Regions from separate parts of the Homo sapiens genome. Here region 2 is linked to region 1. A link is an interaction called in ENCODE POLR2A ChIA-PET data of the cell type or tissue named here. Cell type or tissue: CD4-positive, alpha-beta T cell. All regions are shown on one strand. Links, peaks and the distances in the headings refer to the core of each region. The heading gives the core; the rest is flanking DNA. Region 1 overlaps TRERF1 (transcriptional regulating factor 1). Region 2 overlaps TRERF1 (transcriptional regulating factor 1).

What was found. Peaks named below come from ENCODE experiments on the same cell type or tissue, not always from the same donor. Only the 100,000 strongest peaks of a DNase experiment are listed, where the experiment ranks them.
Region 2: POLR2A ChIA-PET joins it to region 1 with 6 read pairs; 21 of 35 experiments call an interaction of 5 or more read pairs at or near these places.

The regions. Positions count from the first base shown.
Region 1 is chr6:42,445,676-42,448,582 of GRCh38, forward strand. The region is part of intron 2 of TRERF1 (transcriptional regulating factor 1); the gene reads right to left. Among named protein-coding and RNA genes, the nearest start is that of TRERF1, 4.8 kb to the right of the region's middle. In CD4-positive, alpha-beta T cell, for the core only: no CTCF peak of the experiment used is centred there; no DNase peak of the experiment used is centred there.
Region 2 is chr6:42,372,885-42,375,791 of GRCh38, forward strand. All of the region lies in intron 2 of TRERF1 (transcriptional regulating factor 1), which reads right to left. Among named protein-coding and RNA genes, the nearest start is that of TRERF1, 78 kb to the right of the region's middle. In CD4-positive, alpha-beta T cell, for the core only: no CTCF peak of the experiment used is centred there; a DNase peak (open chromatin) is centred at 1,654; H3K27ac peaks cover 737 bases.

The DNA.
Region 1 (2,907 bases), core at 185-2,684:
GCCAGAAACCTCGGAGTTCTAGATGCTTCTCCCCACCCCACAGCAGCCCTGCCCATTCTACTCCTAATGAGCATCTCACACCCACCCACTCCTCTCCATGCACCTCCTTCGCCTCCTCCTCCACCTGCCTCTTTACTGTGCTCTGCCTTTCTCTGCTCTCTTCTCCACCAATGCAATCTTCTTAAAACGTGAATTAGGGGCTGTCGCTTCCCACTCCAAACTTTCTTTTGTTTGTTTGTTTTGTTGTTGTTGTTTTTGAGATGAAGTCTCGCTCTGTCACCCAGGCTGGAGTGCAGTGGCACGATCTCCACTCACTGCAACCTTCACCTCCTGGGCTCAAGTGATTCTCCTGCCTCAGCCTCCCAAGTAGCTGGGATCACAGGCATCCGCCACCACGCAGCCTAATTTTTGTATTTTTAGTAAAGACAGTGTTTCACCATTTTGGCCAGGCTGGTCTGGAACTCCTGACCTCAGGCTATCCACCCGCTTCGGCCTCCCGAAGTGCTAGGATTACAGGTGTGAGCCACCGTGCCCAGTCCCACTCCAAACTTTCAATGGCTTCCCACTACACTTCAAATGAAATGTAAACCTTTTCAAAGCCCAGAGAGTCCTGCACAATCATCTCATGCTGCCCTCCCTCCTTCATCCTTGACCACCTGTGCCTCTTTGAGTTCTCCAAAACCAAAGTCCTTCTGCACAGGCTCTCCTCTGCTTCATGTGCTGTCTCCCCCAACCCCCAAACCTCAGAGAGGCCTTTCCAGGCTACTCTAATGAAATCCATCCAAGTCACTGGACTTGTGGTTTCATCAGAGCACTGATCACAATTGGCAAGCTGTATTTCTTTACATGTCTGCCTCTGGACTGTAAGTGAAGTGGTAAGGGTAGGGGTATGGGTAGAGGGAGATGATTATGTCTCTTTCAATTATCAATATATTTCTGGAGCTTTAACACAGTGCCTGGCAAATAGTAAGTCCTCAATAAGAAGCTGCCGCATGTATGAAAGAAACCAGGGCTGCTTATGGCATTAAAAAAACCCTCGTTCCGCAGCCGGGTGTGGTGCCTCACGCCTGTCATCCCAGCACTTTGGGAGGCCAAGGTGGGCGGATCACTTGAGGCTAGGAGTTCAAGACCAGCCTGGTCAACATGGTGAAACCCTGTCTCTACTAAAATAAAATTAAAAGTAGCTGGGCATGGTGGTGCACGCCTGTAATCCCAGCTACCTGGGAGGCTGGGGCAGGAGGATCACTTGGACCCGAGAGGCAGAGGCTGCAGTGAGCTGAGATTGAGCCACAGCACTCCAGCCTGAGTGAGAGAGCAAGATGCTGTCTCAAAGAAACAAACAAACAAACAAAACCCTCGTTCTTTGAGCTCAGAGTTATCACTGTTATTTAGGCACACGGGTTCTTTGTCCCCTTCCTGCTCTATCAAACATATAAAAAGAAATGTTTATGTTGCTAAACCAAACCCCAACAGCTCAGCATATGCTACCCCATGCCAGCTCATCGTCTTCCATGATGAAAGACCAAGAATCATCTGTTTCTTCAGTAAACCAAATTACTACAAGCAGCTACTCTGAGAACTTAAAATTCTTAGAAAATATCACAGAGGCTTTTTGTTGTGTGTTTTCTTTAGCCCAGAAGAAAAGATTTATTAAGAGAGCCCTGGGGTCAAACTCATGTTACTGAGACTATATTATTCCTTAAAAATGCCCACAGCACCCTTGTGGCAACGCACGCCAGTAACTGGAATCCAGCTGTTCTTGTCCTCCTCTCTCCACAAAAGAAATCAACTATTCGTTAGTTCTCCTTTATTTTACTGGTTTCCCTTCAACATGCAAATTCAGAAATATCATTAATCCACAAGATCCCAGATGATTTTAATCCTTCCTCCTCCCTCAGCCACACAGTTTTATGAGGTCGGAAATAAAATGAGCTGAATTCAACCGCCTTTAGAGCAGGACCATGAGCACCATTTATACCGCCTGGGGTATAAGCCACTTGCCTAGATCCTTACTTTTCTTTTTTGTTGTTGTTGTTTTTGTTTTTTTGAGACAGAGTCTCGCTCTGTCACCCAGGCTGGAGTGCAATGGCATGATCTCGGCTCACTGCAACCTCTGCCTCCCAGGTTCAAGCACTTCTCATGCCTCATCCTCCCAAGTAACTGGGATTACAGACCCCCACCATCATGCCCAGCTAATTTTTGTATTTTTGTAGAGACGGGGTTTCACCATGTTGGCCAGGCTGGTCTTGAACTCCTGACCTCAGGTGATCCGCCTGCCTCGGCCTCCCAAAGTGCTGGGATTACAGGCATGAGCCACCGCGCCCAGCCCTAAATCCTTACTTTTCATGGCAATGTCCAAAGTCAATAAAAACATCAAGAGCTTCTCCCAAAAATGCCCATAGTGAAATACAGAGAATCCTGGTGATAAAAATGATACTATATCATTATTATGAACCTTATCACAAATATTCAGCCAAATCCCAATTACCCACAGAAAGCAGGCAAAGCCACACTGGGCTTTCTGGTCTCCAGTTTCTCCCCAAAGCTATCTCCTCCTGCTGCCTGGGAATAAGAGCTTGGTTAACCTTAGACTTGACCAAGGATTAGACAAGTTAACCAACTGGCTGGAGAAGAAACTTCTAAGATGAACAGAAATTATTTTTGGTACCTAGGATATGTACATGCTGCACTCTCTGTTAGTGCATAGAATTGAGAATTTTTTGTCCAAGACACTGGCAGACATTTATTCATAAGTATTTCCTTGTGTTTGATGGTCAAGATCACCAGGCCACTCAAGAGACCTTTCTGGAATACCAAGGATCAAATCCACTTTCTCCATGAGAAGACAAAAACAGAAGTTAATCAGCTCACCCAAGTCCATGAAGCAATTGGCCGTTGGCTCAGGAA
Region 2 (2,907 bases), core at 307-2,806, 73 kb before region 1:
AGGCAAAGGGTAAGAGTGTGTGTTCGGGAGTCACGTCAGAATTGGTCTGAGCTCAACTCTACCTCTGGCTAGCTGAGCAACTGGGTAGCTTGCTAACCTCTCTCAGCTCCACATTTTTCCTCAGTAACAGGATGAAGACAAGGATAATCAGGGTACCCATGCTATGGTTGTTGTAAAGATTTAATGAGAGGATGCACATAAAATGCTGTCAATAAATATAATTTGTTATTCTTGCTACAGTCAAAATACCAGTGGCCATCCTGCTGGTGTGGCCGGGGCACTTTCTTCTTTCTAACAGCCACAGTGTTGTGAAGAAGGGAGCACTGGTGGACTGGGCACATCCTGAGTCACCTAAGAAGGGGAAGAGGCTGGGTGCGGTGGCTCACGCCTGTAATCCTAGCACTTTGGGAGGCCCAGGTGGGTGGATCACCTGAGGTGGGGAGTTCAAGACCAGCCTGACCAACATGGAGAAATCCTGTCTCTACTAAAAATACAAAATTAGGCTGGGCACGGTGGCTCACACCTGCAATCCCAGCACTTTGGGAGGCCAAGGCGGGTGGATCATGGGGTCAGGAGATCGAGACCATCCTGGCAAACACAGTGAAACCCCGTCTCTATTAAAAATACAAAAAATTAGCTGGGTGTGGTGGCGGGCACCTGTAGTCCCAGCTACTCGGGAGGCTAAGGCAGGAGAATGTCATGAACCCCAGAGGCGGAGCTTGCAGTGAGCCGAGATGGCGCCACTGCACTCCAGCCTGGGCAACAGAGTGAGACTCCGTCTAAAAAAACAAAAAAAATTAGCCAGGCGTGGTGGCACATGCCTGTAATCCCAGCTACTCAGGGGGCTGAGTCAGGAGAATCGCTTGAACCTGGGAGGCAGAGGTTGCGGTGAGCCAAGATTGCACCATTGCATTCCAGCCTGGGCAACAAGAGCAAAAAAAAAAAAGAAGAAGAAAGAAAAGAAAAAAGGCCGGGCGTGGTGGCTCACGTCTGTAATCCCAGCACTTTGGGAGGCCAAGGTGGGCAGACCGTGAGGTCAGGAGATTGAGACCATCCTGGCCGACATGGTGAAACCCTGTCTCTACTAAAAATACAAAAATTAGCTGGGCGTGGTGGCACGTGCTTGTAATCCCAGCTACTCAGGAGGCTGAGGCAGGAGAATTGCTTGAACCAGGGAGTCGGAGGTTGCAGTGAGCCGAGATGGCACCATAGCCCTCCAGCCTGGCAACAAAGTGAGACTCTGTCTTTTTTTTAAAAAAAAAAAAAAAGAAGAAGAAGAAGAAGAAGAAGAAGAAGGGGAAGAGCCTGCTAAGCCTTAGAATGCCCAGGCAGCCGGGGGCGGGTGTGTGCAGCTTGCCCCTACACACTCTGTTCTCTGCCCTTCCTGGACCACTGGCTATATCAGCTGGGCTCTCTGGGCTTCCAGCTGGATTTAGTTAAAGTGAGAGCATTTATTCCCCCTTCCTCCTCTTCACCACAGTTTGACAGTGGTTGTGTCTCGTCACCATCACAGCTGTTGTCGAGGCCCTTTCTACCCATCCCTGGGGCTCCTTCCTTCTGGCCGAGGGGAGGTAATAGCTTCCCACTGTTGTCAGCTCTGGGGAGCCTCACCAGCCTTAGATGGTTTCCCTCACCATGCCCACACATCTGTAAATAGTCCTCTCCAGTTAAACCCTCTGTGTGTACCAGTCATTTCCTGCCAGAGCTCTGACTGACAGAGCAAGACCTACATCCACCTACCAGATAGATGGGGCTGAGAGGACAGCCCGGTCCTACCCTCACCCCCTACCATCTCCTCAGAGGTAGAAATGTGAACGGCAGTGTTTAAGACATAAGCACCTGGCCAGGTGTGGTGGCTCACACCTGCAATCCCAGCACTTTGGGAGGCTGACATGGGTGGATTGCCTGAGCTAAGGAGTTCGAGGCCACTCTGGGCAACATGGTAAAACCCTGTCTCTACTAAAAAAATACAAAAAATTAGCCGGGTGTGGTGGCGTGCACCTGTGGTCCCAGCTATTCAGGAGGCTGAAGCATGAGAATTGCTTGAACCTGGGAGATGGAGGTTGTAGTGAGCCAAGGTTGCACCACTCCAGCCTGGGCAACAGAGCAAGATTCTGTCAAAAAAAAAAAAAAAAAAAAAGACATAAGCACCAATGTGTTTTGCCCAAAAGTAATTATACGGGAAATTAACACCCCTGGAAGCTGGAAGAAACCCAGGAAGCTCAGGGTAAAGCGACTGTCCCAGCCCAGGCAGGGCCTTCTGTGTTCTTCCAAGTCCATCACACAATGGGGCGCCAACAAAGTCACAGGCTCTAGATGGGTGCCTGGCATATGGTAGGCACTTCATAAACACCTGTTCATGAAGATGCCTTCTGGCTGAAGATGCAAGCCCGAAATCCAAGAGATCCTGCAGAATTGGATACTCCATGAAAGCCACCGCTCTGTGGAGCAGCTCCGGAGCCACCCTTTGCTCATCATCCCATGCACATGAAGCTCAGAGGAGCCTCTTCTTTATCCACACAAATGCTAGTTCCTCCTCTCTTAGCAAGAAATGCCTGAGGCTGACAGCTGTCTCGTCACCTCTCTTGCTGATTTCGCTGCTCCTCATGCCCTCACAGGGCCAAACACAGCCTTGGTTTTGTGCAGTCCAAAAGCATTTATTAAGTGTCTACTATGTCCAAGCACCATGCCAGGCACTAAAGTTCCAAAGGCGATTAAGACAAAAGTCTCAGGGTCCAGGGACCACGAAGAACATGAAGGAGGAAGGCTACACACTGACTGACTAAAGAGGATTCTCAAAGATGGGTGAAGAAGCCTGAACTAAACTGGTCTTGAAGACTGCGGCTGTGATTACTATGGGGGGCTGTGATCACGATCACTATGGGGAAGGAGAGGGAAGGTGCAGGA